Regions from separate parts of the Homo sapiens genome. Here region 2 is linked to region 1. The links are chromatin loops, found by intact Hi-C in ENCODE. Cell type or tissue: K562. All regions are shown on one strand. Links, peaks and the distances in the headings refer to the core of each region. The heading gives the core; the rest is flanking DNA.

Region 1 (15,624 bases), core at 3,399-11,398:
GGAGCGCCGTTTCTGTCCTTCAGTGGGCACCTCTGTTCAGCTCACGGGATTGTGCTCGTCTCGTTAGGGACACACGCAGTCCACACAGTGCCGCGCCACGTGGCTCTGCAGTGTTGGTGAACAGGAGTTGCAGGGAACTGAAAGCCCGGGATCCCAGCTGGTAAAGGGAGCCTCAGCTACCGACCGAGCTGCTGCTCTCATCTTGAGAACTTCTGATTCCCAGCCCTGCGGGGAAGACGTACTGGTATCTGATTGTTCTTACAGAAACTCAGGATGAAAACCGAAGAAGAGGCCCGGACTCATACAGAGATTGAAATGTTCCTTAGAAAGGAGCAGCAGGTGGGTCCCCACAGCTTTTCTATGCTTTGACTTTTTTTTTGTACTCTGCTTATACTGAGGAAACAAAAAGAATATTTTGAAGGAAAACCAACCATCATTCTTTCAGCCTAATGAACTTTAGCTCATGTTTTCTTTCAGGGTTATGCATCTGAATAGATATCTTATATAGCTGTAATTTGAGAGAGTGCAGGTAAAATTTTGTTTTCTGCTTTTATCATTGAGCTTACATAAGAAATTTTTCGATTTCTATATTGCTGTATACTCATAATTTTCAAATTATGACTTAATTTATGACTTAAAATTTATTAAGTCAAATTATGACCTACAAATTTATGGGCTGGGCACAGTGGCTCACGCCTGTCATCCCAGCACTTTGGGAGGCCGGGGAGGGTGGATCACCTGAGTTCAGGAGTTTGGGACCAGCCTGACCAATATGGTGAAACCCTGTTTCTATTAAAAAATACAAAAATTAGCCGGGCATGGTGGTGCGCCTGTAATCCCAGCTATTCAGGAGGCTGAGGTGGGAGAATTGCTTGAACCTGGGAGGCAGAGGATGCAGTGAGCTGAGATCACGCCACCGTACTCCAGCCTAGGCAACAGAGCGAGACCCCGTCTCAAAAACAAAAACCAAAAAAAGACATAATTTTTAAATTAATTATTTTTAAATTATGACTATATTTAAAAATTTTTCCCAATAGTATAGTGGCCAATAAATAAAAAAGAAAAATAAATAAAGGCCGGACATGGTGGCTCACGCCTGTAATCCCAGCACTTTGGGAGGCAGAGGCCAGCGGATCACCTGAGGTCAGGAGTTCGAGACCAGCCTGGCCAACATGGAGAAACCCCGTCTCTACTAAAAATACAAAAATTAGCCAGGCATGGTGGCGGGCGCCTGTAATCCCAGCTACTCAGAAGGCTGAGGCAATAGAATCGCTTGAACCCAGGAGGCAGAGGTTACAGTGAGCCGAGATCATGCCACTCACTCCAGCCTGGGCAACAGAGCAAGAATCTGTCTCAAAAAAAAAAAAATTTACTAATCTTTTACACTATAAAAATAACATTCCCAGTTGAGTGAAGATTTTTAAAATTACTCATTGCTTTTCATTTTTTATGTTATTACAGTTTCTTTATAAAATAATTGAAAATTGTGTTTAACGTTCCATTGAATGGTTGTGCCACAGTTTATTTGTTACACTTTTTTTTTATATTTAGGTTGTTTCTAAAGTTTGTTATTATAAATAATGCACTCATTAAAGCTTTGCCCAAAGAACTGTTTTTCTTCATGGCAACTATTTACTAAAAGCCAATCTCAGTCATGAGATTTTTGTTTCAGAGACTAGTATTTTGTGACTTTTAATAAACATTGCTAATACTCTCGAATCTGTGCTGCCGTTAGCAGTGTTGCAGGCAGTAATTTCAAGGTCTCTTCAATATTAGTAGCCATTTTCAATATTTTTCAAAGTCTGCTAATTTAATGAGTTGTTTTATTTTTTATTTTTGCTTATTAACAGGTGAACATAACATTTTTCCACATGTTTACTCAATTTATTTCTTCTTGTGTGAAATATATATGACACGGTGGTTTTAAGAGCATTTTCAATACTAATAACCAAGCTGGGTCTATAATATATCTAAGGTTAGAATTATGTCTAAGTCTACCTGGAGTCTTTCTTTCTTTTTTTTTTTTTTTTTGTTTTGTTTTTGAGATGCAGTCTTGCTTTACTGCCCAGGCTGGAGTGCAGTGGCGTGATCTTGGCTCACTGCAACCTCGGCCTCCTGGGCTCAAGCGATTCGCCTGCCTCAGCCTCCTGAGTAGCTGGGATTACAGGCGCACGTCCAGCTAATTTTTGTATTTTTAGTAGAGATGGGGTTTCACTGTGTTGACCAGGCTGGTCTAGAACTCCTGACCTCAGGTAATCCACCTGCCTCGGCCTCCCAAAGTGCTGGGATTACAGGCGTGAGCCACCGTGCCCAGCCCCAGCTGGAGTCTTTCAAAATAACCCTATTGGATGAATAAAGAGAAAATTTTCCAGCTTAGTTATAATACAGCTTGCCTTTGGAAAAAGCTAATGAGTTTTCAGTCAAGGATTCCAAATGTGTGGTTAAAGAGGAGAATTTGTAGATGCTCTCTTGCAGGTCTTTACTGAAAAAAATACCTGGTAGGCTATTAGAATTAGGGTTCTGTAGCCCTGCACTTTAAGAATTATGTATCATGTTACCTGTTTCAAGTGTGAGATACCTGGCAGGTGTTGGATATTTATCAGTGAGTTGGTAGATAAATGGATCACGAAGGGATGACGCCAGAGTTTCCCAGATCTTCAGCCCAATAACACAAGCAATACATAAGTATATATTTTTTTATTTTTTATTTTTTAGGGACAGGGTCTCTCTCTGTTTCCCAGGCTTCAGTGCAGTGGTGCCACCATAGCTCACTGCAGCCTCAAACTCCTGGGCCCAAGTGATCCTCCCACCTCAGCCTCCTGAGTAGCTGGGACTACAGGTGTGCACCACCACGTCCAGCTACAATTTCAGACAGAAATACATAGGTTAAAGAAAGTGAAAGCCCTCTTAAATTACTCCCCTTTCTGAAGGGAAGTTTCTTCCACATGTATTTCTTTTCATATACATACTTATACCTAAAAACATACCTATTCTCAGTGGTGGTTTTTTGTTTTGTTTTGTTTTTGAGAGGAGTCTTGCTCTGTTGCCCAGGCTGGAGTGCAATGGCGCGATCTCGGCTCACTGCAACCTCTGCCTCCAGGTTCAAGTGATTCTCCTGCCAGCCTCCCGAGTAGCTGGGATTACATGCACCTGCCACCACACCTGGCTAATTTTTGTATTTTTGGTAGAGATGGGGTTTCACCATGTTGGTCAGGCTGGTCTTGAACTCCTGCCCTCAAGTGATCTGCTGGCCTCAGCCTCCCAAAGTGCTGGGATTACAGGCATGAGCCACTGCACCCGGCCTAGTATTTGTTTCTTAAGTAAATTGGATCATGCTATATATAGTGTTCCAGAGCCTGTTGTTTTCTTCTTACATTTACTTTGTTTTTAATGTTTTCTGTAGCAGTACAGCTGATTGATAGAATATATCTCACACTCAGAATATACTGAAATTTAGTGAACCATTCTGTCAGTAGATTTAGGTTGTTTCCAGGTTTTTCTGTGATAACATTGCGAAACCTTCTTGGTTCTGTCTCTAAGTGTATGGTATGTGGAAAGGTATTTCTTTTGTGTATTGCTGTGGATTTGTTAAACCCTCTAATGGTTTTTCAGTGGATTCATTTGGATTTCCTAGGTGGAAAATCTTACTGCATGCAAATAACAATTTTATATTATCCTTTTTATTATTTATATGTCTGTTTTCATTTCATGGCTTGTTGTCTAGCTAGAAAGTCCAGTGTACTTGTTGGTTGTAGTAGTGACAATGGGGAATCCTTTTTCTATTATTGGTTGTTAATACAACACCACTGTTCTGGTGTTTTAGTCAGGATTACACATGAGTTTGTCATAGTCATGCCAAGTTACTGATATGCAAGTTAGAGCACTCACAGGGAAAGAACAGGACCCTGAAACTTGGAATGAGAACACCTGCTCAGATTCGGATGAAACTGGCAAATCACTTTAAAGCTCCCTTGGCAGCGGAAGTACCCTGCCCTCCTGTGTCTGAGGACACCGCACTTCCTTTGCCTGAAGATCCTGTGATAACTTCATCTGGGAGGATGCCTTGGAAAGGGTTGCTCGCTCTTCAGACCTGGTACAGTCACCCCTGTGATAACTTCATCTGGGAGGGTGCCTTGGAAAGGGTTGCTTGCTCTTCAGACCTGGTACAGTCACCCCTGTGATAACTTCATCTGGGAGGATGCCTGGGAAAGGGGTCACTCTTCAGACCTGGTACAGTCACCACCCCTGTGATGACTTCATCTGGGAGGATGCCTGGGAAAGGGTTGCTCGCTCTTCAGACCTGGTACAGTCACCACCCCTGTGATAACTTCATCTGGGAGGGTGCCTTGGAAAGGGTTGCTCTTCAGACCTGGTACAGTCACCACCCCTGTGATAACTTCATCTGGGAGGGTGCCTTGGAAAGGGTTGCTTGCTCTTCAGACCTGGTACAGTCACCCCTGTGATAACTTCATCTGGGAGGATGCCTGGGAAAGGGGTCACTCTTCAGACGTGGTACAGTCACCCCTGTGATAACTTCATCTGGGAGGGTGCCTTGGAAAGGGTTGCTCTTCAGACCTGGTACAGTCACCCCTGTGATAACTTCATCTGGGAGGATGCCTGGGAAAGGGGTCACTCTTCAGACGTGGTACAGTCACCCCTGTGATAACTTCATCTGGGAGGATGCCTTGGAAAGGGTTGCTCTTCAGACCTGGTACAGTCACCCCTGTGATAACTTCATCTGGGAGGATGCCTGGGAAAGGGGTCACTCTTCAGACCTGGTACATTCACCCCTGTGATAACTTCATCTGGGAGGGTGCCTTGGAAAGGGATCGCTCTTCAGACCTGGTACAGTCACCCCTGTGATAACTTCATCTGGGAGGATGCCTTGGAAAGGGCTCACTGTTCAGACCTGGTACAGTCACCCCTGTGATAACTTCATCTGGGAGGATGCCTTGGAAAGGGTTGCTCGCTCTTCACACCTGGTACAGTCACCACCCCTGTGATAACTTCATCTGGGAGGATGCCTGGGAAAGGGTTGCTCTTCAGACCTGGTACAGTCACCCCTGTGATAACTTCATCTGGGAGGATGCCTGGGAAAGGGGTCACTCTTCAGACGTGGTACAGTCACCCCTGTGATAACTTCATCTGGGAGGGTGCCTTGGAAAGGGTTGCTCTTCAGACCTGGTACAGTCACCCCTGTGATAACTTCATCTGGGAGGATGCCTTGGAAAGGGTTGCTCTTCAGACCTGGTACAGTCACCCCTGTGATAACTTCATCTGGGAGGATGCCTTGGAAACGGCTCACTCTTCAGACCTGGTACAGTCACCCCTGTTGTCACTGGATCCATAACTAGGGTCAAATCTTAGCATGTTACAGTGGGACATAAAACTCAGATAACTAACTCAGAAGGAAATCACTTACACACCAAAAGAATGGTAAGATTTTGCTAATAAATATTGGAAGAAACCTGGGAAACATGTCGAGTTGATTCTAAGAGTGTTAGATCCAACAGGGTAGGCTATCACACTCCATTTGTTTAATTCATTGATATAGATGCACTTACCAGAGAGTCTGGATTTCATGGTTTAGCTTGAGCAGCAGGAGGTGACTCAACATTTGCCTACATTTGATGAGGTGGAGATGTCAGAGCTTCCCTGCTATGATTTGGGGGAGAGAATCCAAAGATGTAGGGAGACAGGAATGTCACAGTGGATTTATCATGTGTGACTTACACGTCTACCACCAAGCACCCATTCCTAACCATGAGAAGGCCCAGAAGACACTTCTTTACTAAGACATTGAGAAATAGAATAGTGAGGGGAGCATCTGCCTCTCTAAAAGCTCTGTGCTTGCTTTCCTACATAGGCAGGTGTGACCCTAAGGATGTTGTCATTGAGATGAGCTTCCTGGTATCAGTGGGGTGATGGGATCCTGAAGTGCCTCCGGATAATTGGGAGCACTTAATTGTCAGAGATAAGGTGGGCACATTTACCACGAAGGGCGGCAGAGATGTAATCAGAATGCCTTTGGCCACTGGGATTCTTGGCAATGGCTAATGAATGATGGTATCTCTAGGAACAAAATTGTTGGGCTGCCTACTCAAGTATAACAGAAAAAAATTCTGGGTCTGGTAGCCAGAAACCTGATTTGAATCACCACAGCAGAGAGTCACGGCCTCTCCCCTAGCTCTTAGGACTGAGTCAGTTCACAGCCCCAGGGCCCCTTTATGAACTGGGGTGTGAGGGTGTGGGGGGATTTCCCCCAAAGAATGAACTCTGCAGCCCTGCTGCAAGTACCTACTGTAAGTCTCCCTCTAGGCCCTACTCAGAAGACCTGTGCTATTTACAGAGTGACTGTGCACTGGGGAAAGCAAACTACCCAGGCCTTCTGAGATGACTGAAGCATTGGCTCTGAATTGATGTTCATGCACGGGGACCCAAAGTGACAGCGTGGCCACTAGTCAAAATGGGAGATTAATGGTGGTTAGGTGACAGATACCTTACTAAAAGTTTTTTTTGTTGTTTTGTTTTGTTTTCCTAATCTGGATGCGTACTCAATTAGGGAAAAAAAAAAAAGAAAAACAGTTTTTTTGTCCATTGAGTTATTTTTTCTCCTTTAATATGTTAATAAAGTAGAATACATTGAGAGAGTTGCTGATTTGAGTCATCTTTAAATTCCTGGGATAAACCCTACTAGGTCATAACGTGTTTGGCCAGCAGGAATCCTCCTGCGCGGTCTCAGTAAAACGTGTGGGTGGACAAGTGCGGCCGGGTGTCCCACCCACATACCGCTGGCAGCCGCACTCTGGTGACCGGACAGTGAGACGCCCTCCTGTCGTGTGCCTCCAGCGCCCTCTACTGACACAGCTTAGCATTTTGTCAGCTGGCAAGAAAAACGTTCACAGCAAGCATCCACTTTCACAAAGCAAAGAGGTGGATTTGGAGCTGACAGGCAGTAAATTGGTAACTGCCACAAATGAGTTTTTTTTTTTTTAATCATCAACTGTGAGATTTACTCTGTAGGTTTCTGGTAGACAAGCTTTATCAACTTCAGGAAGTATCTTTTTTTCTTGTTAAAAGTTTTTCTTCTCATCAGGATGAGTACTCAATTTTGAGATGGATTTTTTTTTCATTAATTGAGATGATATTGTTTTCTCTTCTTTAATATGTTAATAAAGGGAAATACATTAATAGACTTGCTGATGTTGAGTCATCTTCAAATTCTTGGGATAAACCTTACTCGATCATAATGTGTTATTCCTTTTTTTTTTCTTCTGAGATTGGAATTTTGTTCTTGTTGCCCAGTGGCACGATCTCAGCTCACCGCAGCCTCCGCCTCCCGAGTTCAAGTGATTCTCCTGCCTCAGCCTCCCGAGTAGCTGGGATTACAGGCGCCTGCCACCATGCCTGGGTAATTTTGTATTTTTTTTAGTGGAGACAGGGTTTCTTATGTTGGTCAGGCTGGTCTCAAACTCCTGACCTCAGGTGATCCACCCGCCTCAGCCTCCCGAAGTGCTGAGATTACAGGTGTGAGCCATCACACCCGGCCTGTTATTCCTTTAATAGACTGCTGAAAAACTGATTTATAGACTTAAAATTGTTTCTATTTTAAACTCTTTTCTTTTTCTAATTTTTAATTTTTGTGGGCACATAGTAGGTGTATATACTTATGGAGTGCATGACGTACTTTGATACAGGCGTGTGACACGTGGGAGTCACATCAGGGGAATTGGGGTCTCCATCACCTTGAGCCTTTATCCTTTGTGCTACAAATGATCTCATTACACGCGTTTGGTTCTTTTTAAATTTACAATTAAATTATTGACTATGGTCGCCCTGTTTTGCTACCAAATGCTGGGTCTTATTCATTCTTTCTACTTTTTTGTACACATTAACCATCCCCACACCCTCCGCATCCCCCACTACCTTCCCAGCTTCTGGTAACCACCCTTCTACTCTCGACCTCCATGAGTTCAATTGTTTTAATTTTTAGCTCTCACAAAGAAGAACATGTGAAGTTTGTCTTCCCCTGCCTGGTTTATTTCACTTAACATAATGACCTCAGTTCCATCTATATTGTTGCAAATGACACAATCTCATTCTGGGCCGAATAGTACGCCATTGTTTATATGTCCCACCTTTTTAAATTTATTTATTTATTTACTCCTTTTTGAGAGGGAGTCTTGCTCTGTTGCCCACAATCTTGGCTCACTGCAATCTCTGCCTCCCAGGTTCAAGCAATTCTCCTGCCTCAGCCTCCCGAGTAGCTGGGACTACAGGTGTGCGCCACCACGCCCAGCTAATTTTTGTATTTTAGTAAAGATGGGGTTTCTCCATATTGGCCAGGCTGTTCTCAAACTTCTGACCTCAGGTGATCTGCCTCGGCCTCCCAAAGTGCTGGGATTACAGGCATGAGCCACCACGCCCGGCCCCACCTTTTCTTTATCCGTTCGTCTGTTGGTAGACACTTACATTGCTTCCAAATCTTGGCTATTGTGAACAGTGCTGCAATAAACATAGGAGTGCAGACATCTCTTCCACATCTAATTTCCTTTCTTTTGGGTATATACCTAGCAGTGGAATTGCTGGATCATATGGTAGCTCTATTTTTAGTTTTTTGAAGATCCTCCAAACTGTTCTCCATAGTGGTTGTGCTAATTTACATTTCCACCAACCAATACCGTACCAGGATTCCTTTTTCTCCACAGCCTTGCTAGCATTCATTATTGCCTGTCTTTTAGATACACACCATTTTAACTGGGGCGAGATGATGTCTCGTAGTTTTGATTTGCATTTCTCCGATGATCTGTGATGCTGAGCACCTTTCTATATGTCTGTTTGGTGTTTGTGTGTCTTCTTTTCAGAAATGCCTATTCAGATCTTTGGCCCTTTAAAAAAAAAAATATATATATATATATATATATATGTATGTATATATATATGTATGTATATATATATATGTATGTATATATATGTATGTATATATATATGTATGTATATATATATGTATGTATATATATATGTGTGTGTGTATGTATGTATGTATATGTTATACACATAGAGAGAGAGAGAGACAAGATCTCACTATTGTTGCCCAGGCGGGCCTTGAACTCCGAGCTCAAGCATTCCTCCAGCCTAGGCCTCCCAAAGTGCTGGGATTATAGGTGTGAGTGACTACACTCGGCCCTTTTGGCCCATTTTTCACATTATTAGATTTTTTCCTATAGACTTGTTTGAGCTCTTCATATATTCTGTTTATTAAACCCTTGTCATATAGGTAGTTTGCAAATATTTTCTCCAGTTCTTTGGGTTGTCTTTTCACTTTAATTGTTTTGTTTGCTATGCAGAAGCCTTTTATATTTTATATATTTATTTATTGAGACAGAGTCTTGCTCTCTCGCCCAAGCTGGAGTGTAGTGGCACAATCTTGGCTCACTGCGACCTCCGCCTCCTGGGTTCAAGAGATTCTCGTGCCTCAGCCTCCCAAGTAGCTGGGACTACAGGAGTGCACTGCCATGCCCGGCTAATTTTTGTATTTTTAGTAGAGGTGGGGTTTCACCTCTGGCCTTGAAGTCCTGGCCTCAAGTGATCCACCTGCCTCAGCCTCCCATAGTGCTGGGATTACAGGTGTGAGCCACCACACCTGGCCTGTGCAGAAGCTTTTTAACTTGATATGATCCATTTGTTCATTTTTGCTTTGGTTGCTCGTGCTTGTGGGGTATTACTCAAGAAATCTTTGCCCAGTCCAATGTCCTGGAGAGTTTCCCCAGTGTTTTCTTTTAGTAGTTTCATAGTTTGAGGTCTTAAGTTTAACTCTTTAACCAATTTTGATTTGATTTTTGTAAATGGTGAGAGATAGCTGTCTAGTCTAGTTTCATTCTTCTGCATATGGATATTCAGTTTTCCCAGCACCATTCATTGAAAGGACTATCCTTTCCCCAGTGTTTGTTCTTGGTACCTTTGTCAAAAATGAATTCAGTGTAGATTTATTGATTTGCTTCTGGGTTCTCTATTCTGTTCCATTGGTCTATGTGTCTGTTTTTATTCCAGTACCATGCTGTTTTGGTTACTATAGCTCTATAGTATAATTTCAAATCAGGTAATGTGATTCTTCCAGTTTATTTTTACTCAGGATAGCTTTGGCTATTCTGGGTCTTTTGTGGTTCCATATAAATTTTAGGATTGTTTTTCTATTGCTGTGAAGAATGTCATTGGTATTTTGATAGGGAGTGCATTGAATCTGTGGATTGCTTTGGGTAGTAATGTACATTTTAACAATATTGATTCTTCCAATCCATGAACATGGAATATCTTTCCATTTCTTTTATCCTTTTTTCTTTTGTCTTTCCTGTGTATTTTCAAATAGCCTGTCTTCAGGCTCACGAAGTCCTTCTTCTGCTTGATCACTTCTGCTCTTGAGACTCTGATGCCTTCTTCAATATGTCAATTGCATTTTTCAACTCAAGAGTTTCTGCTTCTTTTTAATTATTTCAATCTCTGTTAAGTTTATCTGATAGATTTCTGAATTGTTTCTCTGTGTTATCTTGAATTTCTTTGAGTTTCCTCAAAATGGCTATTTTGAATTCTCTGTCTAAAACGTCACATATCTTTGTTTCTCCACGATTAGTCCCTGGTGCTTTATTTCATTTGTTTGGTGAGGTCATGTTTTCCTGAATGGTCTTGATGCTTCTGGATGTTCATCGGTATATGGGCATTGACGAATTACGTATTCATTGTAGTCCTTGCAGTCTGGGTTTATTTGTACTCATCCTTCTTGCAAAGGCTTTCTAGGCATACGAAGGGACTTGAGTGTTGTGGTCTAAGCCGTACCTCATTAGGGAACACTCCAAGCCCCTAATTCTGTGGTTCATGCAGACATGTAGAGGTATCACCTTGGTGGTCTTAAATAAGATCCAGAAGAATTTTCTGGATTGCCAGGGAGAGACTCTTGTTCTTTTTCCTTACTTTCTCCCAGAGTCTCTAACTCTTTGCTGAGCTACCTGGAGCTGAGAATGGGGTGACACAAGCCCCCTGGTGACCACCACCACTGGGACTGTGCTAGGTCATACCTGAAGCCAGCACAGCACCTGGTCTCACCCAAGGCTGTAACCACTACCTGGCTACCACCTATGTTCACTCAAGGCCCTAGGACTCTACAATCAGCAGGTGGCGAAATCAGCCAGGCTTGTATCCTTCCCTTCAGAGTGGCCAGTCCCCCCAGGCCCTGGGCGGGTCCAGAGATGCTGTCTGGGAGCCAAGAGCTGGAGTCAAAAACCTTAGAAGTCTACCTTATGCTCTAAACTCCTGCAGCTAAGCTGGCCTTCAAGCCACAAGACAAAGTCCTTCCTCCTCTTCCATCTGCTTTCCACATGCGGAGGAGCCGCTGCTCATGGCCACTACTACCACAGGCCCATGGAGAGTGCCGCCAGGCTACTGCTGATGTTCAGCTAAGGCCCAAGGACTCTCCAGTCAGTTTGTGGTGAATGCTGCCAGGCCTGGGACTTACTCTTCAGGGGAGTGGGCTACCCTCTTGCCCAGAACAGGACCAGAAATGCCATCCAAGAGTCAAGGCCTTGGGCCGGGGGCGGTGGCTCATGCCTATAATCCCAGCGCTTTGAGAGGCTGAGAGGGGTGGATCACCTGGGGTCGTGAGTTTGAGACCAACCTGGCTAACATGGTGAAACCTGGTCTCTACTAAAAATACAGACATTAGCCGGGCATGGTGGCAAGTGCCTGTAATGCCAGCTACTTGGAGGCTGAGGCAGGAGACTCGCTTGAACCCCAGAGGTGGAGGTTGCAGTGAGCCAAGATCGTGCCACTGCACTCCAGCCTGGGTAACAGAGTGAGACTCCATCTCAAAAAAAAGAGTCAAGGCCTGAACTGGGGACTCCAAGAGCCTCTTGGTACTCTACCCCATTATAGTTGAGGTGGTACCTAGGGTGTAAGACAGAGTCCCCTTTTACTTTTTCCTCTGCTTTTCTCAAGCAGGAGTCTCTCACCATAGCCACTACCATGTCTTCGAAGGCAGCACATCTCAAGAGTCTCACCCAAGGCCCATGGTGTACCCCTGTGGACCCCTGCTGGTTATTCAGGGCCCGGGGGCTCTTTCGTCAGTAGATGATGAATCCTGCCAGGACTGGGCCCTCCCCTACAAGGCAGTGGGTTCCCTTCTGGCCCAAGGTGTGTCTAGGAAGGCCACCCAGGAGCTAAGGCCTGGAGTGGGGGCCTCATGACTCTGCCCAGAGCCCTATTCTGCTGTGGCTGAGCTGGTATCCTCTGCCCAGTGCCCTATTCTACTGCGGCTGAGCTGGTATCCTCTGCCCAGAGCCTTGTTCTGCTGTGGCTGAGCTGGTATCCTCTGCCCAGTGCCCTATTCTACTGTGGCTGAGCTGGTATCCTCTGCCGAGTGCCCTGTTCTGCTGTGGCTGAGCTGGTATCCTCTGCCCAGAGCCTTGTTCTGCTGTGGCTGAGCTGGTGTCCTCTGCTGAGTGCCCTGTTCTGCTGTGGCTGAGCTGCTATCCTCTGCCCAGTGCCTTGTTCTGCTGTGGCTGAGCTGGTGTCCTCTGCCCAGTGCTCTATTCTGCTGTGGCTGAGCTGGTATCCAAGATGCAAGACAAAGTCCTCTGTACTCTTCCCTCTCCTCAAACAGAAGAAGGGGAAATCTCTTTTAGAGGCTGCACTGCCTGAGGTTGGGGGATGGGTGACACAAGCACTCCCTTAACCACCATGGCTGGTGTCTCACTAGGTCCAAGTCCCCCAAGTCCACAGGCACCAGGACCAGGGCTTGCGTAAGGGTTGTAGAGGGTCGTAGTCCTCCTGGCCTAGACCGCCTTTCAAGTGTATTGAGGACCCCAGAGCGGCGTAGCCCGAGATGCTGAGGCTTGCTGGGACTCGGGTCCCACTGCTAGGCTGGGCGGTTCTCCTCTGGCTGGGGCTGGTCTCAGTGCTCCCTCCATGGGTGGGCGTCACCCGAGTTCAACCCGGTTTTGCTTTTTCCACTGTGACGGCAGCACTGAGTTCAATGCACATCTCAGGTGCCGCGCCCGCCCTCCCACAGCTGCTCAGATCCTACCCGTGCCGTGTGGCTGCTGCCAGGGGGTGGAGAGTGTCGTCAGCAATTCAAAGCCGTCTTTCCTACCCTCTTCAGTGCCTCTTTCAGCAAAACGAAGTTAAAACCAGGTACTGCGATTGCTTACCTGATTTTTGGTTCTTATGAAGGTGCTTTTTTGTACAGATAGTTGTCAAATTTAGTGTTTCTGGGTGGTGGGGGGAACTATCAGTGGAGGCTTCTATTTCGCCCTCTCACTCTGCACAGCCTCTGCTGCATTTTCTTTCTACTGATTTTCATTTTTCTTTTTTTCCTTTTGATATCTTATCTCTCCCTTATTTTGTGTTGTCTTGTGGCATTCTTGGGTAAACACAAGATCAATACCATGGATTTTTAAAATTTTTCTTTGAGACAGGGGTTCTCACTGTGTTGCCCAGGCTGGTCTTAAACTCCTGGGCTCAAGCAATCCTCCCACCTCAGCCTCCAAGGAGCTGGGATTCTAGGTACCTGCCGCCACAGCCAGCCTAGACTTTTACTTTGTGTTTATATATTCCACAAGTGAGATTAACCTGTAGGTGTATTTTTTGGTGCTGCTTTGTTGAATTGCTGTCAGAGTTATGCTTGGCAGCGTGAATTGGAAGCTTTCCATCTTTTTATGCTCTGAAACATAAAAACAGAAAACAAACCAGATTATTATTATGATTTTATTTTTTAGCTAATGCCTTCTTCAGTGAAAACATTATCTATTCCTTGAAGCTTGATAAAATTCAATCATAAACAATTTTGTCTGGTTATATTTAATTGGAGCTATTTGGCTACCTTTTCAACTGTAAAAAAAGGATTATTGATCTTTTATCTCTTTATGAGTCTTTTTTGTAACTTACGTCTCCCTAGAAAATAATCTGTTTCATCTAAACACTGATTTCAAATTTATTAGCATAAAGCTATGCCCTATAGTTTTTTTTACAATTTTAAAAAGTCCTTTATTTCTGTAGTAATGAAATCATTTTCATTAACTTTTTAAAAAGATGTGCCTTCTTTCCTTTTTTCTTACTGAAACTTGTTGAAGGTTTGACCATTTTATTGATCTTTACAAAAACACCATCTGATATGGTTTGGTTCTGTGTCCCCACCCAAATCTCACCTTGAATTGTAATGATCCCCACATGTCAAGGGCGAGACCAGGTGGAGATCATTGAATCATGGGTTGGTTTCCCTCATGCTGTTCTCGTGATAGTGAGTGAGTTCTCACAAGATCTGATGGTTTTATAAGGGGCTTCCTCCTTCGCTCGGCACTCGTTCTCTCTCCTGCCATGATTGTAAGTTTCCTGAGGCCTCTCCAGGCATGCTGAACTGTGAGTCAGTTAAAGCTCTTTCCTTTATAAATTACCCAGTCTCCGATATGCCTTTATCAGCAGTATGAGAACAGACTAATACACCATCTTTTGCTTTTCTTGAGCAAATCTGCTTTTTCTCTACCACACTGGTTTTTGTTTTGAGTAATTTTCTTGCACTTTCTTTGAGTTTATGTTGCTAATCTGTCTAGTTTCCTAAATGTTCAATTCATTTATTTTCACTTTTTTATTTTCTAGTAAATGCATGTAAACCAATATATTTTCTGAGTACTATTTGGCTGTAATTTACAGGATCTGATATATAATGCTTACATTGTCATTCCTTTCCAAATGATTTTTAGTTTATAATTTGTTATTTCCTTTGTAACTCAAGAATTATTTAAAAGGGTGTTTCTTAAATGTCTGGGTACTTGGAGGAGGTGAGGGAAGAGCGTAGGCTTCCTATTCCTCACAACAGCCCCGTCACTGGAGGTTCTATTCTTACTGTCTTGCATTGTGGTCTCAGAATGTGAAATGTAAGATTTATGCTTGGCTGGGCACAGTGGCTCATGCCTGTGATCCCAGCACTTTGGGAGGCCGAGGCAGGTGGATCACGAGGTCAGGAGATCGAGACCATCCTGGCTAATATGGTGAAAGCTCGTCTCTACTAAAAATACAAAAAAAAAAAAAAAAATTAGCTGGGCGTGGTGGCGGGTGCCTGTAGTCCCAGCTACTCGGGAGGCTGAGGCAGGAGAATGGCATGAACCCGGGAGGCGGAGCTTCAGTGAGCAGAGATTGGGCCACCGCACTCCAGCCTGGGCGACAGAGCGAGACTCTGTCTCAAAAAAAAAAAAAAAAAAAGGTTTATGCTTGTTGGAATTTGTCAAGCTCTTATTCGGATTTATGGTTATGGTCAGACTATGTAAATATTCCATGGGTGCTTGAAACAGTGTGCAATCTCTGTTACAGACAATATTTTATAAATGTCTATTAGTCTAGCTGTCAGATTTTTCATTTTGTTACTTATTTTGGCTTACCTGACCTATTAATTTCAGAGATGTGTGATAGTTTCCTAAGATGATTGTGGATCTGTTAATATCTTGTACAGAAATTATTTCTAATAATGTTTGCTTTATATATATTCTAAAATATGTTATTACAACATAAAAGTTCCATCAGCAGCTATCTTGGGCCTGAGGCAAATATAAATAAACAGAACCAAAAAAAGAATATAGCGGTTCA
Region 2 (15,624 bases), core at 5,101-13,100, 150 kb before region 1:
GGGGAAAATAACAGCTTAGTGCAGAACAGGGAAAGCTTCTTTTCTGTTTCTGAAGCCCCACAAGGTCACCTCCTCTCAATCTGGCTATTTCATGGAGAATCCAGGTGACAAAGACAGAAGACACATTTTATGTCTGTGTCTTTTTGTTTCTCTGTTTTTGTGTTGATATATTTACACCACAGAAGTAACTGTGATCTGGTGGAGAACTAGAAGTAGAGTCAGAAGCCCTGGGAACATCCTGCAGCTTGCTTATATTTTTAACCTCTCTTTTTAAGAATTGTGATAAGAAATTCATCAATGTATGTACGTAGAAGTGCTTAGTACAATGTCTAGATTTATGATTTAGTAAATGAAATTCTTATAACTGACTAAAAATGTTGAGTCAAATCACAATAGAATATTATCAGGGAAACAGAACTTCTAAAACTTTGAGAAATTTTATCGGTCCAAATACACGTGGAGGTAAAGCTCTTACTACAGGGTGGTATCTGGGTTAGATATCAGAGTATAAATGCAATTTCCTTTTTCCAATATTTTAATTTAGTCAAATTTGTTAATATTTTACTTTATGCTTTGAGTTTGTTGTAATTCAGAGAAAGGCTTTTCCAATTCTGATATTCTTAACAGTTCTCTAGTGTGTATGTGTGTGTTTTTAGTTTTATGGATTCATTGACTTCAAATAAAGTTTTGAACTTTTTGAAATTTATGCTCTTTAAGGTTCAAGGTTTTGCTTCAACTTTTTCTCCAGTTGGATATCCACTTACAGCAACTTTTAATTGCATGAATGTACAGGTTGTTCTTTCACTTCAGAGATAAACATGATATGTTATTTTATTGAGTGCTAGCTGAAAATTTCTTTTGTTTTATTTAAGATTTTCAAAGTTATAGAAAAAAGAAGGATGTGATATATACAAATTGCATATTGAAGGGAGATATTGCCACACTCAAACAGGAATAATACACAATAAAAAATGACAGTGTCAAAAAGGAAAAGGAATATATTCAGGAAATTAAGAGTATTAGAGAAATAAATGCTAACTTTGAAAAAAGTGCAAGACTCAATGAGGAAATGACAACAAAAACGATGTCCCAGTATTGTCAACAGCTTAATGGCCTCAAAGCTGAGAATACAAGGCTGAATTCAAAATTGGAGAAGGAAGAACACCACACAGATGGACTGGAAGCTGAAGTTGAATTCTTCCATTCTAGGCTGGCTGCTGCTATAAATGAGCACAATGAAAGTTTAGAAACGAAAGACCTAGAACTTGTTTTACAGAGAGCACATAATTTTTCCGTACATAAAAAAATAAGTTCTACTGTTTCTCAACTAAAAGATAAAAATGAGTTGCTTACTGAACAATTTTCTAAAGCTCAGATGAAGTTCAATACCTTAAAAGGTAAGCTCCATGAGATAAGAGATGCTCTCAGGGAAAAGACATTGGCTTTAGAAAGTGTACAGATGGACCAAAGGCAAGCACAGCATCGAATAAAGGAAATGGAGCAGATTCATCCAAATGAGGAAACTAAAGGAGTCGATCCACCGGAAAGCACAACTGTGTAGAGGAGAGACTATGTCAACTAGAATGTGACAGTCTCTTGCTTCAACGACAACTAGAGGGTGCTCATAAGGAAGGCAATGATAAAGAGATAGTAATTAATATCCAAGGAGGCTGTCTTGAGAGTGGAAAGATCTTCTAGAAGAGAAAAATAAGAAACTAATGAATGAATATAATTCTATAAAAGAAAAACTGTTTCAGTATGTAAAAGAAGAAGGAGAAGTAAGTATGAAGAAAGATAAATATATTTAACCTTCCAGAAAGAAAATTTAAACATTTCATTGTGGCTATATGTTGAATCTAGTTCAATATAATAATAAATAGATGAAAATGTATTTACCATACTGTATAATTCCATTAACATGAAACATCCAGAAAAGACATGTATAGGGACAGAAAGAAGATGAATGTTTCTGTAGGGCTGGGGCTGGAAATGGGTCGTGACTGCTGATGGGCATGAGGGATCATCCTGGAGTGATGAAAATGTTCTAAAGCTGGATTGTAAAGATGACTGCACGACTGGTAAATTTACTAAAAATCTTTGAACTGTATGTTAAAACAGATAAATTCTGTAGTATGTAAATCATATTTTAGCAAAGCTGTTTTAATAAAAAAACAAAAAAAATATGTTTACTGTATCAGCTTGGAAACATACCTTGTTTCCAGGAAATAAAAGGTAGAGCTGACAGATGCTTTCCTTTGAGTAAACACATTATGTCACCTATGAAATTTTAGTAGCTACAGAGTAATGTTCATACAGTATGTAGTCTTATACTGCTGAAATAATAAATTTAATGTCTTTATGTTGTCACATTTTAAGACCATAATGAAGCAGATAAATTGATATCTTGTACCTGAAATAAGTATTTTGAAATTAAGATTCAATTAAGTGAGCCACTTTGACACTTAATTCTAGATTTCCCAGATGAACTGAAGTGTGTTGCTCTGTCTTGTGGTGCTTTTCCTTCAGTGGCTCTTTTATGTATTTTAGTTGGCATAACTTTATTTTGATTCATATCAATGTGACTTAAGTCTGAAAATATGTCAGTCTCACATTATGTATTTTTCTGACCACTTAATATTTTAAAGACATCTACTTGTTATAAAATCACAATTTGGAATAAATGTGGTAAATTTTAGCAAAAAATATTTGATTTAATGTTCCCACTGGTAGGTATTTATAATTTACTTTGAATATTTTTATTAATAATTAGCTCATAATTTACATTTCAAGTCTCCATGACTGTCATTTGGATATAACTTTGTCCAGTACAAAGATACTTGTAGCTGTCTGTGATTTGTGAGTTTGACATTGAATCCCCATTTTCAGACTAATGAGGGGTGGCAGAGTTCATGTAGAGTGGGAATGAAGTGAGTATGGGACAGAGTTGTAGGAGCTGAGCTCAGGGAGGGAGGTAGAGGCCATGTTATCTAGGGACTTGAAGGCCGTTGGAATTTTACTTTTACTCTGAGATAGGAATCTGTTGGAAGGATTTGAACAGGTGACTGAATGTGTGAGGAACTCAGGTTGAGTTGAGGGTCTGAGATGAATGAATAGTGGGCTGAATCAATCTGTCATGTAAGAGAATACCAATTTGGCAGGAAGACAACACCTTCTTTTTTTTTTTTTTTTTTTTTGAGACGGAGTCTCGCTCTGTCGCCCAGGCTGGAGTGCAGTGGCGCGATCTCGGCTCACTGCAAGCTCCGCCTCCCGGGTTCCCGCCGTTCTCCTGCCTCAGCCTCCCGAGTAGCTGGAACTACAGGCGCCCGCCACCATGCCCGGCTAATTTTTTTGTATTTTTAGTAGAGACGGGGTTTCACCGTTTTAGCCGGGATGGTCTCGATCTCCTGACCTCGTGATCCGCCCGCCTCGGCCTCCCAAAGTGCTGGGATTACAGGCGTGAGCCACCGCGCCCGGCCGAAGACAACACCTTCTATGTTCCTCACTGAATTCAGTAATAAAGGAGAATGTATACATATGAGAAAAAGAAAGCTAATCTATGTGTGTGGTAATAATTTTCAAAGTATGCATGTTAGAGTTAAATATTAACATAATTTAATAATAAGGCAATTTATAAAATTAATAACAAAAATATTTTATCAGGAGACTGTAAGGTAACCTCAAGAACAACTGGCCAGTCATCTTAAAAAATTTCCTATGTCAGAGTCTCCACTGGAAGGTACATCACATTGTCATATTAATTTGGATGAGACATGGGCTTCAGAGAAGAAATTATATTTCAAGTAGGAAGTCAAATATGTATGGAATTTAACATGTCGACAGTTAATCTGTAGCTGGTTGAATAATATAAACTGTTTTAGGATACTAATTTCAGTGGACAGCTTGATTTTTTATTTTTATTATAATTAATTATTACCATTTTATTACCTTTATAATGTACTTATTTCTTAAACTCTGGCTTTTATTCTGCCATTTTGAAAAATAATTGCATACGTTTTACAATATTTTCTCTTGGGAAAGTTGAGAAGTATACATCATTCCTCACAGAAAATTGGCTTTTTTCCTGTTAAATAGTATTTTTAGATAATTTCCTTATTGCCATTATTATGAGGTCAAGAGATCGAGATCATCCTGGCCAATATGGTGAAACCCTGTCTCTACTAAAAATATAAAAATTAGCCAGGAATGGTGGTGTGCACCTCTGTCCCAGCTACTTGGGAGGCTGAGGCAGGAGAATTACTTGAACCCAAGAGGTGGAAGTTGTAGTGAGCTAAGATGTTGCCACTGCACTCCAGCCTGGATGACAGAGTGTGATTCCATCTCAAAAAAAAGAAAAGAAAAAAAAAGGACAAAGTATGCTGGTCAATATCCTAAGGGTGAGACGATCCCCCTTCGAGATTAGAAAATAACACTATATGCACAGTAACATCAATAAGAATCAACATAAAATAGACATGATTCACTATCTACAAAAGTAACCTGCACCAAGTGGCAATGTCTGAGTGTGTGGTTGAGAATATTGTCTATAATATGTGTACTAGAAAGAAGAGGCCTCAAGAAGAAGGTCAGAGCTGGAAATGTAGATTAGGGAATCTGGGTCAAAATTTTGAGATTTTAGGAGTCCTGAGAGAATTTAAAAGAGGAATAGTGGCTGGGCGTGATGGCTCATGCCTGTAATCCCAGCACTTTGGGAGGCCGAGGTGGGCAGATCATGAGGTCAGGAGTTCAAGACCAACCTGGCCAACATGGTGAAACCCCGTCTCTACTAAAAATACAAAAAATTAGCCAGGCATGGTGGTGGGCACCTGTAATCCCAGCTACGTGGGAGGCCGAGGCAGGAGAATCGCTTGAACCTGGGAGGCAGAGGTTGCAGTGAGCGGAGATCACGCCACTGCACTCCAGCCTGGACAACAGTGCAAGACTCCGTCTCAAAAAAAAAACAAAAACAAAAAAACAAAAAACAAACAAAAAAACAGGAATAGAAAGGAATAGGACTGAACATCAGAGGTTGCTGCATTTAGAAATAAAGTGGGTTCAGAGGAGCAGAGGGAGCATTTGGTCTACTCGCAGTTGCTGCTGAGTAAAGCAGGATAAAGTCCTTCATGACCCTTGCACTTTTTTATTGGAATTATTTAAAAATCAGATTGCGGTATAAAAAACACAATAAGTGATGAAAAATAGATCTCTGGATGAGACCATGTGTCATAGAGTCCAATGGAAGGGGAGAAGCAGGATAATAGAAAATCTACAAAAAGTAGACAAAAGTTATGTTTTTATTATAGAAAAAATCTTTATTTAAAGAGAAATGATTAAGAGAAAGGGAAAAAACTGAAATCTATGGGTGAATACTAACAGAGAATATTTAGATCAGCCTGAAGACAGATGAGGATCAAAAATGTAATGGGAACTAGATAAGAGTTTTCTAAAAATCATCTTAGTAAGATGTAATTTAACAAAACTTGGAATATCTTTAACTATTAATGACAATGTTTCTAAAGCATCTTTAAAAACTAAAATGTAAATATAACTACTCTTTTTTTTTTTTTTACTAACCCTTAGTATTTTATGTGTAAAAACCCCCACTTTTAACCCTCATTTTTGGCAGCTTAAATTTCAGAAAAGATAATGATGAAAGTATAAATCATTTTTAGCTGTTTTAAGAAAAGTGTCTATTTTTGAAATCTGTCCTTATTGGCGTCAGGTTTATAAAATGTGCTTTATACACCTGCCTAAATACATATTATTCATCAACTTATGAGAAATAACATTTTTAAGATAGAACAGGGTCTCTAGATTTTACAAAAATAATTTTAAACACTTTCTTTTTTTCTTTTTTTTTTTTTTTAAGAATAAAGTCTGGAGTTTAGTTAATAGTAATGTACCAATGTTAATTTCAACAAATGTACCATTGTTATGTAAAATGTTAACATTAGAGGAAACCAGGTGAGGGTTATACAAGAACTCTCTGTACTATCTGCAACCTAGAATAATCTAAAACTATTGCCAAATAAAAGCCTTTTTTAAATTTTTTTGTTATTATACTTTAAGTTTTAGGGTACATGTGCACAACGTGCAGGTTTGTTACATATGTATACATGTGCCATGTTGGTGTGCTGTACCCATTAACTCATCATTTAGCATTAGGTATATCTCCTAATGCTATCCCTCCCCCCTCCCCCACCCCACAACAGTCCCCAGAGTGTGATGTTCCCCTTCCTGTGTCCATGTATTCTCATTGTTCAATTCCCACCTATGAGTGAGAACATGTGGTGTTTGGTTTTTTGTTCTTGCAATAGTTTGCTGAGATGATGGTTTCCAGCTTCATCCATGTCCCTACAAAGGACATGAACTCATCACTTTTTATGGCTACATAGTATTCCATGGTGTATATGTGCCACATTTTCTTAATCCAGTCTGTCATTGTTGGACATTTGGGTTGGTTCCAAGTCTTTGCTACTGTGAATAAGATATTAACTCAAAAAGTTTTCTTAATTCTTCATTTTCTTCTTCAGGCTTGAAAAAGAAAGTGTTGCAATAAACATAGGTGTGCATGTTTATTGCAACACTTTCTTTTTCAAGCCTGAAGAAGAAAATGAAGAATTAAGAAAACTTTTTTTGAGTTAATATCATCACTGGAGTATAATGTGGATCAAATAAGGAAGAAAAATCATGAATTAGAGGAAGAGGCATCTGGGTATGGTTTTCATATTGTAGAACATTTTAATCATTTATTAATTGACTTAACTCTAATATTACTTGATTAAAACCTAGATACAAATTCATTTTATGTCTGCATTTTCATAATTAAACGAAATCTATTTTAAAATGTATTTTGGAAACTCACAACATTATAGGCATGTGCGTCATGGGGGCGGGAGTCAGCTGAGCTGCTGGGGCAAGGTTGGGATGAAAAAATTTATATTAAAAACATATAAAAAAAGAAACAACACAATCTGAAATTTTTTTGAATGCCAAAATGCTACACTTCTTTTTTTTTTTTTTTTTTTTTGGAGACAGAGTCTGAGTCTGTCATCCAGGCTGGAGTGCAATGGTGCATTCTCTGCTCACTGCGACCTCCACCTCCCAGGTTCAAGCATTTCTCTGGCCTCAGCCTCCTGAGTAGCTGGGATTACAGGCATGCACCACCACACCTGGCTAATTTTTGTATTTTTAGTAGAGACGGAGTTTCACCATGTTGGTCAGGCTGGTCTCGAACTCCTGACCTTGTGATCTGCCCACCTGGGTCTCAAAAAGTTGGTGTGAGCCACTGCACCCAGCCATTTATTCTTTAATGATTTTGAAAACAATAATGAGAAAGCCTTGAACATGTAATGTCAACTGCACTCTTCATTATCTAGTTTCAATTATAATTTCTGAAGATATTTTTGCTGTCTTTGGTCAACTTTCTTTTGCAGTATCCTTCTCTGCTGCATTCAAATTCTTTAAAGGAGACCTATTCGTGTCATTCTTTAACATCAAAATTTATCTTGATATGTAGCTTGTATTTTGTTTCTGCCTCTTTTTCTTTTAAATATAAAACATATCATGGAAATTTACTCATTTTACATGGGCCCTTCTGTTGTATACATGAAGTATACATGCTATTAAACTTCTGTCTTACAGAAATAAATTTTATATATATATAAATATATGCATAACTTAAAAAGAGTAAAATGAGCATTCATGTTTTGATCACAGTTTTTTTTTAAATGGAATGTGTCTTTGAAGCCCTGAACACAGCTACTTTTCTATTTATTTACTGAGCACTTAAGTTGGTTTTCTGATTCTAATGAACATTTTTCTGTCATTGCCTTTCTCTACATGGTTCTGCATATCTTTCATTTTGTTGACATTTTGTCAGGAAAGATCTCTAGATCTCTTCTTCAAAGTCTTTACGTCAACACATATCTCTGTCCCTTTCCTTTTTTTCTAAAACTGCCTGTTTCCTTTTTCTCAGGAGATCTGGTTGTATAATAGGGTGTGCCACCTCCTTCGTCTCATTGCCCCTTGATATTCTGGTATGATTGGGTGGCTTCCTGAGTCCTGCAGAATCATGGGCCGATTAAAGCTCTTTTCTTTATGATCATAGAGAATATTAGTACTGCAAAGTGGAGCTATCAGATGTCTTCAAGGCCTTTTCCCTGTTGTCTTGACAATCAGCACTCAGCTTCTTTTCATTCAAGTATCTGAAGCCTTCTTGAATTTTTCCCCTCAAAATGGACTTGTCTTCCTTTACCACATTGCCAGGCTGCAACAAAGATAGCTGATAATGCAGAAGCAAGTTCAGAAGGGGCTAGCAAACAGAGGTCAGGAGAGTTTGGAGGGCTTTGAAGACAGGAAGATGAGGGAAAGTTTGGATCTTTGTAAAGAATTGTTAAATACTCGTGATCAAAAGCCTGACAGGAAAATGGACAGTAAAGGCCAGACTTAGAAGGTCTCAGATGAAAATGAGGAACTTACTAGGAACAGAAGCCAAGGGTACTTTTGATTTGCTGTAGCAGAGAACATGGCTTCACGGCGACCCTGCCCTGGAGATCTGTGATATAGGCTCCAGCCTACAGGGTCGGTGGGTTTTCTCCCATATGTGGAGACAAGAAAGTGTAGAAATGAAGACACAAGACAAAGAGATAAAAGAAAAGACAGCTGGGTCCAGGGGACCACTACCACCAAGATGCGGAGACTGGTAGTGGCCCTGAATGCCTGGCTGCACTGTTATTTATGGGATACAAAGCAAAAGGGGCAGGATAATGAGTGTGAGCCATCTCCAATGATAGGTAAGGTCACGTGGGTCATGTGTCCACTGGACAGGGGGCCCTTCCCTGCCTGGCAGCCAAGGCAGAGAGAGGGGGGAGAGAGAGAGACAGCTTACACCATTATTTCTGCGTATTAGAGACTTTTAGTACTTTCACTAATTTTGCTACTGTTATCTAAAAGGCAGAGCTAGGTGTACAGGGTGGAAAATGAAAGCGGACTAGGAGCGTGACCACTGAAGCATAGCATCACAGGGAGACGGTTAGGCCTCCGGATAACTGCGGGTGGGCCTGACATCAGTCAGGCCCTCCACAAGAAGTGGAGGAGTAGAATCTTCTCTAAACTCCCCAGGGGAAAGGGAGACTCCCTTTCCTGGTCTGCTAAGTAGTGGGTGTTTTTCCTTGACACTGATGCTACTGCTAGACCACAGTCCGCTTGGCAACGGGCGTCTTCCCAGACGCTGGCGTCACCGCTAGACCAAGGAGCCCTCTGGTGGCCCTGTCCGGGCATGACAGAAAAGCTCGCACTCGTCTTCGGTCACTTCTCACTATGTGCCCTCAGCTCCTGTCTCTGTATGGCCTGGCTTTTCCTAGGTTATGATTATAGAGCGAGGATTATTATAATATTGGAATAAAGAGTCATTGCTACAAACTAATGATGAATGATATTCATAGATAATCATGTCTATGATCTAGATCTAGTATAACTCTTGTTGTTTTATATATTTTATTATACTGGAACAGCTCGTGCCCTCAGTCTCTTGCCTCGGCACCTGGATGACTTGCCGTCCGCACTGTGAAACTTTGAACTTGAGGGTGATGACTTAGTGCATGTCTGGTGGAATGAACTTCTAGGCAGCAAAGCTCAAGATGTGTCCTGTCTGCATCAAACAGCCTGTGCTTTTATGTGTGACTGAGGCAGTGACCTCTGATTCGGACTTATATTAAATGAGTCCCAACTCTTATATTAAATGAGAAGCAAACTCAAAAGTTTGGAAAATTTGCAGCCTGGCCAATTGGTCAAAAAGAAAAGCTGATTTTCAGGGGAAAAATTCTGGAAGGGTTCAGAAATTTGCATAAAAAGGAGTCCAGTGCTAGTAGCCAAGACAATAGGAAAAAGGCCTTGAAGGCATTTCAGAGACATTTACAGCAGCCCTTGCTGTCACAGGCCCTGGGGCCTAGGAGAGAAGTATGGTTTCCTGGGCCAGTCCCATGATCTCCCTCTATGTGCAGCCTCAGGACACTGCTGCCTGCATCCCTGCAGCTCCAGCTGCAGCTCCAGCCATGGCTGAAAGATGCACAGATACAGCCTGTGTCACTGCTTCAGAGGATGTGAGCTAGAAGCCTTGGTAACTTCCTCATAGTGTTAAGCCACTAGGTGGACAGAGCATGAGACTAGAGGCTTGGGAGCCTCTGTATAGATTTTGGAAGATGTATGGAAATGCCTGGGTGTCCAGGCAAAAGCATCCCCAAAAGGCAGAGCCTCATAAGAAACCTCTACTAGAGCAGTGCCAAAGGAAAATATGGGGTTGGAGCCCCCACACTGGAGGCTACCATCATGCAGACCCCAGATTTATAGAACACCCCCCTCCCAACAGCTTGTACCATCAGTGGGGAAAAGCTACAGGCACTCAATGCCAGCCCAGCCCATGAGGGCAGCCGTGGGGTGTAAACTCTGCAAAGCCACAGGTGCAGAGCTGCCCAAGGCCTTGGGAGCCCAGCCCTCACACCCTTGTGCCCTGGATGTGGGACAAGGTTTCAAAAAGGGTGATTTTGGAGCTTTAGGATTGAATGACTGGCCTTCTGGGTTTGGAGACTGTAAGTCCTATCTGTGCTTTGTTCTTTCTGGCAAAATCCTCCCTTTTGGCTGGTAATGCTTACCCATTGCCTGTGCAAGTACTGTGCTTTGGAAGTAGTTAACTTGCTTTATATTTCAGAGGCTCATGGGCCTAAGGGACTGTAGCCTTGTGTCAGATGACACTTTAAGCTTTGGACATTTGTATAAATGCTGGAACGATGTAAGACTTTAGGGGACTGTAGGGAAGGCATCATTGTATTTTGCAATGTGAGAAGGACATGAGATTTTAGGAGTCAGGGACAGAATAATAAAATTTAGCTCTGTGTCCCTGCCAAAACTCATGTGGAATTGTAGTCGGGATTGTTAAAGGTGGGGCATGGTGGAAGGTGATTTAATCATGGTGGGGAGTGGGGGTTGGAAGGTGGGGGCATAGGGAAAATGGGGGACTATGGTGGGGGTGAGGGGTGAAAAGTGGCGAGGGGGTGGACCCTTCACAAATGATTAAACACCATCTCCTTATTGCTGTCCTTGTGATAGTGAGTTATCTTCATGATTTTGGAGCTGTGAGATTGAATGGATACTGGGCTTCTGGGTTTGGACTTGCATTGGGCCTGTGGTCCCATTTGTGTTATTTTCCCAGGAAATTTCTTCCCTTTGGATTGAGAAAGCTTACCCAATGCCTTTACCATCACCGTACCTTGAAAGAAAAGAACTCCCTTTTACATTCAGGGACTCATAGGCAAAGGGACTGTAGCCTTGTCTCAGATGAGATGTGGAATTGTTACATTTGCATTAATGCTGGAATGATTGAAGACTTTTGGGAACTTTTGTAAAGGCTTGATTGTATTTTGCTCTGTGAGAAGGACATGAGATTCAGTGGGCTCAGGGTTTGAATAATATGGTTTGTCTGTGTTTCCCTAGAAAAACTCAAGTGAATTGTAATCCTGAATGTTGGAGGTGGGGCCTGGTGGGAGGTGATTTAATCATGACAGGAGGGTGTTGGGGTGGAAGAAAAAGGAGTGGGTAGGGTAGGGAGGAGTATGTTGGCAGTAGGGTGGTGAGAGGGTAGGGGTAGCAGGAAGGGGGGTAACCTGCTGCAGAGGCAGAGGCTCATGGGAAACCTCTACTAGGGCAGTGCACCTGTGGCTTTGCAGGCTTTAGCCCCCATGGCTGCTCTCATGGGCTGGGTTGGTGTGGAGTGCCTGTAGCTTTTCCATACTGAGGGTGTGAGCCGTTGGTTTGTCTATGAATCTGGGCTCTGGAGGATGGTGGCCTCCTGTGTGGGGGCTCCAAGCCCATAGTTTCCTTCTGCACTGCCCTAGCAGAGGTTTTCCAAGAGGTTCTGCCTCTGCAGGAGGCTTCTGCCTGGAAACAGTGGGCGGTGGTGTGGGTGGCGGATCCTTCACCAATGGTTAATCTTCTTGATGCTGATCTCCTGATAGTGAGTTATCCTGAGATCTGGTCTTATAACAAGATGTGGCTCTTCTTTCCTCTCTCTGTCTTGCTCCTACTCCTGCCATATGAAATGTCTCATTGCCGCTTGGCCTTCTGGTATGGTTAGGAGGGGCCTGATCAGCGTGGGCCTGGTCAGTGGACCCAGTCAGTTGGGACTGACCTAGTCAGCGAGGCCTGTTTAATGGGGGCATGGTCAGCAGGGGTCTGTTTAGAGAGGGTCTCATTAGGGGGATCTAGTAGTGGGGTCTTAGTGAGTGGAGACCTAGTGGCAGCCAGTTGTTTGGTGTCTGGTCAGTGCAAACTTGGGCTGTGGGGCTTGGTCAGTGGAGCTTAGTGGTCAACTGGGGCTTAGTGGTGGCCTGGTCAGCATGAGCTGGGGCACTGGTGACCAGGTCAAGGGGTGCTATTCAGTGGAGGCCTGACCACAAGGGACCTAGTCAGCATGGCCTGGTGGGCGTGTCCTCATCAGCGAGGCCCTTGTCAGTGGGGTCCTGGTCAGGGCAGCCTGGTCAGTGGAACCGAATCAACGGGGGCCTGGTCAGAGAAGACTGGGTCAGTTGTGGCTTTTGTAGCACTGGTCTGTGGGGTGACCTGGTCAGCAGGGATCTCAGCAGCGGGTGCCTGTTCAGTGGGGTCTACTCACTAGGGTCGTGGTCAGGGGCATCTGGTCACCTCAGTCCTGGTTAGCAGGGGCCTGGTCAGTGGCAGCCTGTTCCCTGGAGGCCTGGTCAGTGGGGCCTCATCTGTGGGGCCAGGCAATGGGGTCATGATCAGTGGAACCTGGTCAGTGAGGCCTTGTCAGTAAGGTCCTGGTCAGTGAAGTCCTGGTCACTGTGGGCCTGGCAGCGGAGGCCTGGTTAGTGGGACCTCCTGATGGAGGTCTAATCGGTGAGGGTTTGGTCGGGGAGGACCTGGTGTGTGGGGTCTGGCCAGCAGGGACTTGGTCATTGGGGGGTGATGAGCGCTGCTGGGAGATCACAGGTGCAATGCATGTTATTGAGGGCCCTGTGGACAGCTGGGACGGCCCAGTGGCACCCAACAGCCCAGTCAAAAGTGGACAAAGCAGGTGTTTGGATGGACCTGGAGGATCTTGCTCAGAGATCCTGACAGGACAAAGTTAAAGGAAAGGCCAGAGTGGCTGGAGAGACGGTCACAGTCTATGTGCTGCACAGGATGGAGGAAGCCAGGGAATAGGCACGTGGGCAGTTGGGGTGCAGGGAGAGGCAGGTGCATGCTGGGAAGTCAGACCCTGAGAGGGCTGTGGGGGCATCAGGTGGGGTGGGCTCCAGGTGAACCCTCAGTGCACTGGGCAGGTCTCAGCCCAGGTTCCCTAGACCCAGGCCGGGTGATGTGATCGTTCCCTGGGGGACTGCTGTCAGGCCCCAGCCACCCACCCTGGGCAGCACTGTCCCATCTCAGGACTGGACTTTCTCAGATCCTGCAGAGGGCACAGCCTCTAGCCCAGGAGGGGCAGCCCCAGGATGCAGCCCAAGCTCTCCATGGGCCTGAGCATCCCCTGCCAGCCCTGAGCTCCCTCTGCTCCCAGGTCCTGCTTTTCCAGTGACAGCCAGCAGGGAGACCCCATCCTCCCTTCCCTGTGTGTCTCCTGGGCTGAAACTTGTAGTGGATTGGGACAAGGATGGTGCTTCCATCAGGCCCACTTAGGGAGGGGACTGGCTCCTAGCCTGGCGCAGGTCCTCAGCTCTGCCTTGGTTGCCTTAGAATGAGAAGTATCAGTCAGTGCCCTGAAGTTGAAGGTGAGAGACTGTCCGTGCTGTGTGCGAGGCTGGTCTAGGGATGGAGGACTTGGCAGGGCCCCCCGGTCTGTCAGGCCTGGGCAGTACTGTTCTGTCTCAGGACTCAGAAAGCCCAGCCCTGAGATGGGACGGTGCTGCCCAGGGTGGGTGACTGGGGCCTGACGGCAGTCCCTCAGGGAGTGACCACATCACACAGCTGGGGTCCACGGAGCCTGGCCTAAGACCTGCCCAGTGCACTGAGGGTGCACCTGAGTCCACTCCACCTGATGCCCCCACAGCCCTCACAGGGTCTGACCTCCCAGCATGCACCTGCCTCTCCCTGCACCCCAGCTGTCCACCGTGTATGTTCCCTGACTTCCTCCATCCTGTCCAGCAGGATGGGCTGGACAAGGGGGACAGCCTATGTGCACATTTGGTGGCAAGCAGGAGTGACACACCATCCCTGGGAGGTGCCATGGTTTCTGCCAAACCCAACTCCAGAACTCTGTCCCTGAGGTGGTTTTACCAAACCCAAAACCCAGAACTGTGGTTGTGGCTCAGCAGTCAGCACCCGCTAGTGTCAGGACACTACTGGGAAGTTGGGACCTGACCAAAGCCCATGGTGTCTGTGGCCTGAGGACAGGGTGTCTTGGGGCCATAAGGCTAGGCCACCAATGGCCATTGGGTCATAGGGCCTCAGCCCCAGGGTTTGTCCTTCCCTGGATCCTTCTGGTTCAGTCCTATCAGGGCCATGGAACCTGAGACTATAAACTAAGTTTCCCCCCAAGTTAGTTCAGCCTTCGCCCAGGAATGAACAAGGACAGCTTGGAGGTTAGACGCAAGATGGAGTCGGCTAAGTTAGATCTCTTTCACTGGCTCAGTCATCATTTTGAGAAGGCGGTTTCATCTCCACCCAAATCTCATCTTGAATTCCCATGTTTGCAGGAGGGACCCAGTGGGGGGCAATTGAATTGGGGGGGGGCAGGTGTTTCCTGTGCTGTTCTTGTGATAGTGAATAAGTCTCATGAGATCCGATGGGTTTAAAATGGGGAGTTTCCCTACACAAGCTCTCTGCTCTTGTCTGCTTCCCTGTGAAACGTGCCTTTCACCTCCTGCCATGACGGTGAGGCCTCCCCAGCCATGTAGACATGTAAAGTCCATTAAACCGCTTGCTCTTGTAAACTGCCCAGTCTTGGGTGTCTTTATCAGCAGCATGAAAACAGACTCATACAGCAGGCAAGCTGTGCTGAAGAAGCAATTACTCTATTCTTTGTGTTCTTTGTGGCAACCTCACTTACATTCTATCTTCAACCAAATACATCCAAATCTCCACTTATGAACACTCATGAGTGTGAACACATGGCAACCCTCTTCTCATCTGCCTGTACACTCCTGAAATGTCACTAGGAGACACCTGATGTGGGGGAAAGCCAGATGTTCAGATACTGTGATTGGAGTATTTCCGAATAAGGCAATGTCAGAAAGTTGTTGAGTCGCTAATGTCTCTACTGAAATTGAAAAAATTGAGTGGCACTGAGAATTAAAATGATTTTGTATCTAAGACATAACATCTATAGGCATTAAAATATTTCTATAATATAAAATGGAAAAAGCATCGACTATCAGAATATTTGGACAAATATTTGGGTCACGTATTTGGACCCATCTCCCTAATTCATTTTAAACATTTAAAAAAATGAACTTCTAATGGGATCCCAACAAAGGTGATTTAAATAAACTCCTCCATTTCTGCATATATACTGGTGAGGTTGTGAACAAAAGACTTATGTAATAATGCCCCCTAAAATAGTATATTCTATGAACATATCCAAAGGTAGTGTAAACAAAGTAATATATGAGATATAGC

Evidence for each region. Hi-C counts contacts between places; a loop is a spot of excess contacts. Peaks named below come from ENCODE experiments on the same cell type or tissue, not always from the same donor. Only the 100,000 strongest peaks of a DNase experiment are listed, where the experiment ranks them.
Region 2: it touches region 1 in a loop (4-fold over the local background); 3 of 110 quality-filtered maps call a loop at or near these places.

The regions. Positions count from the first base shown.
Region 1 is chr3:197,897,390-197,913,013 of GRCh38, reverse strand. DRC9 (dynein regulatory complex subunit 9) reads left to right here. Exons shown (of 12, transcript NM_032263.5): 9 at 265-339. LOC124906330 (a long non-coding RNA gene) reads right to left here and starts at 7,330. Exons shown (of 2, transcript XR_007096246.1): 1 at 4,576-7,330; 2 at 2,683-4,442. RefSeq lists enhancers at 1-383, 11,217-11,717, 12,701-13,473 and a silencer at 6,816-6,865. In K562, for the core only: a CTCF peak has its summit at 6,865 (motif pointing left); a DNase peak (open chromatin) is centred at 6,783.
Region 2 is chr3:198,044,610-198,060,233 of GRCh38, reverse strand. It overlaps the pseudogene ANKRD18DP. Among named protein-coding and RNA genes, the nearest start is that of LMLN-AS1, 13 kb to the right of the region's middle. RefSeq lists a silencer at 9,136-9,322. In K562, for the core only: a CTCF peak has its summit at 9,254 (motif pointing left); no DNase peak of the experiment used is centred there.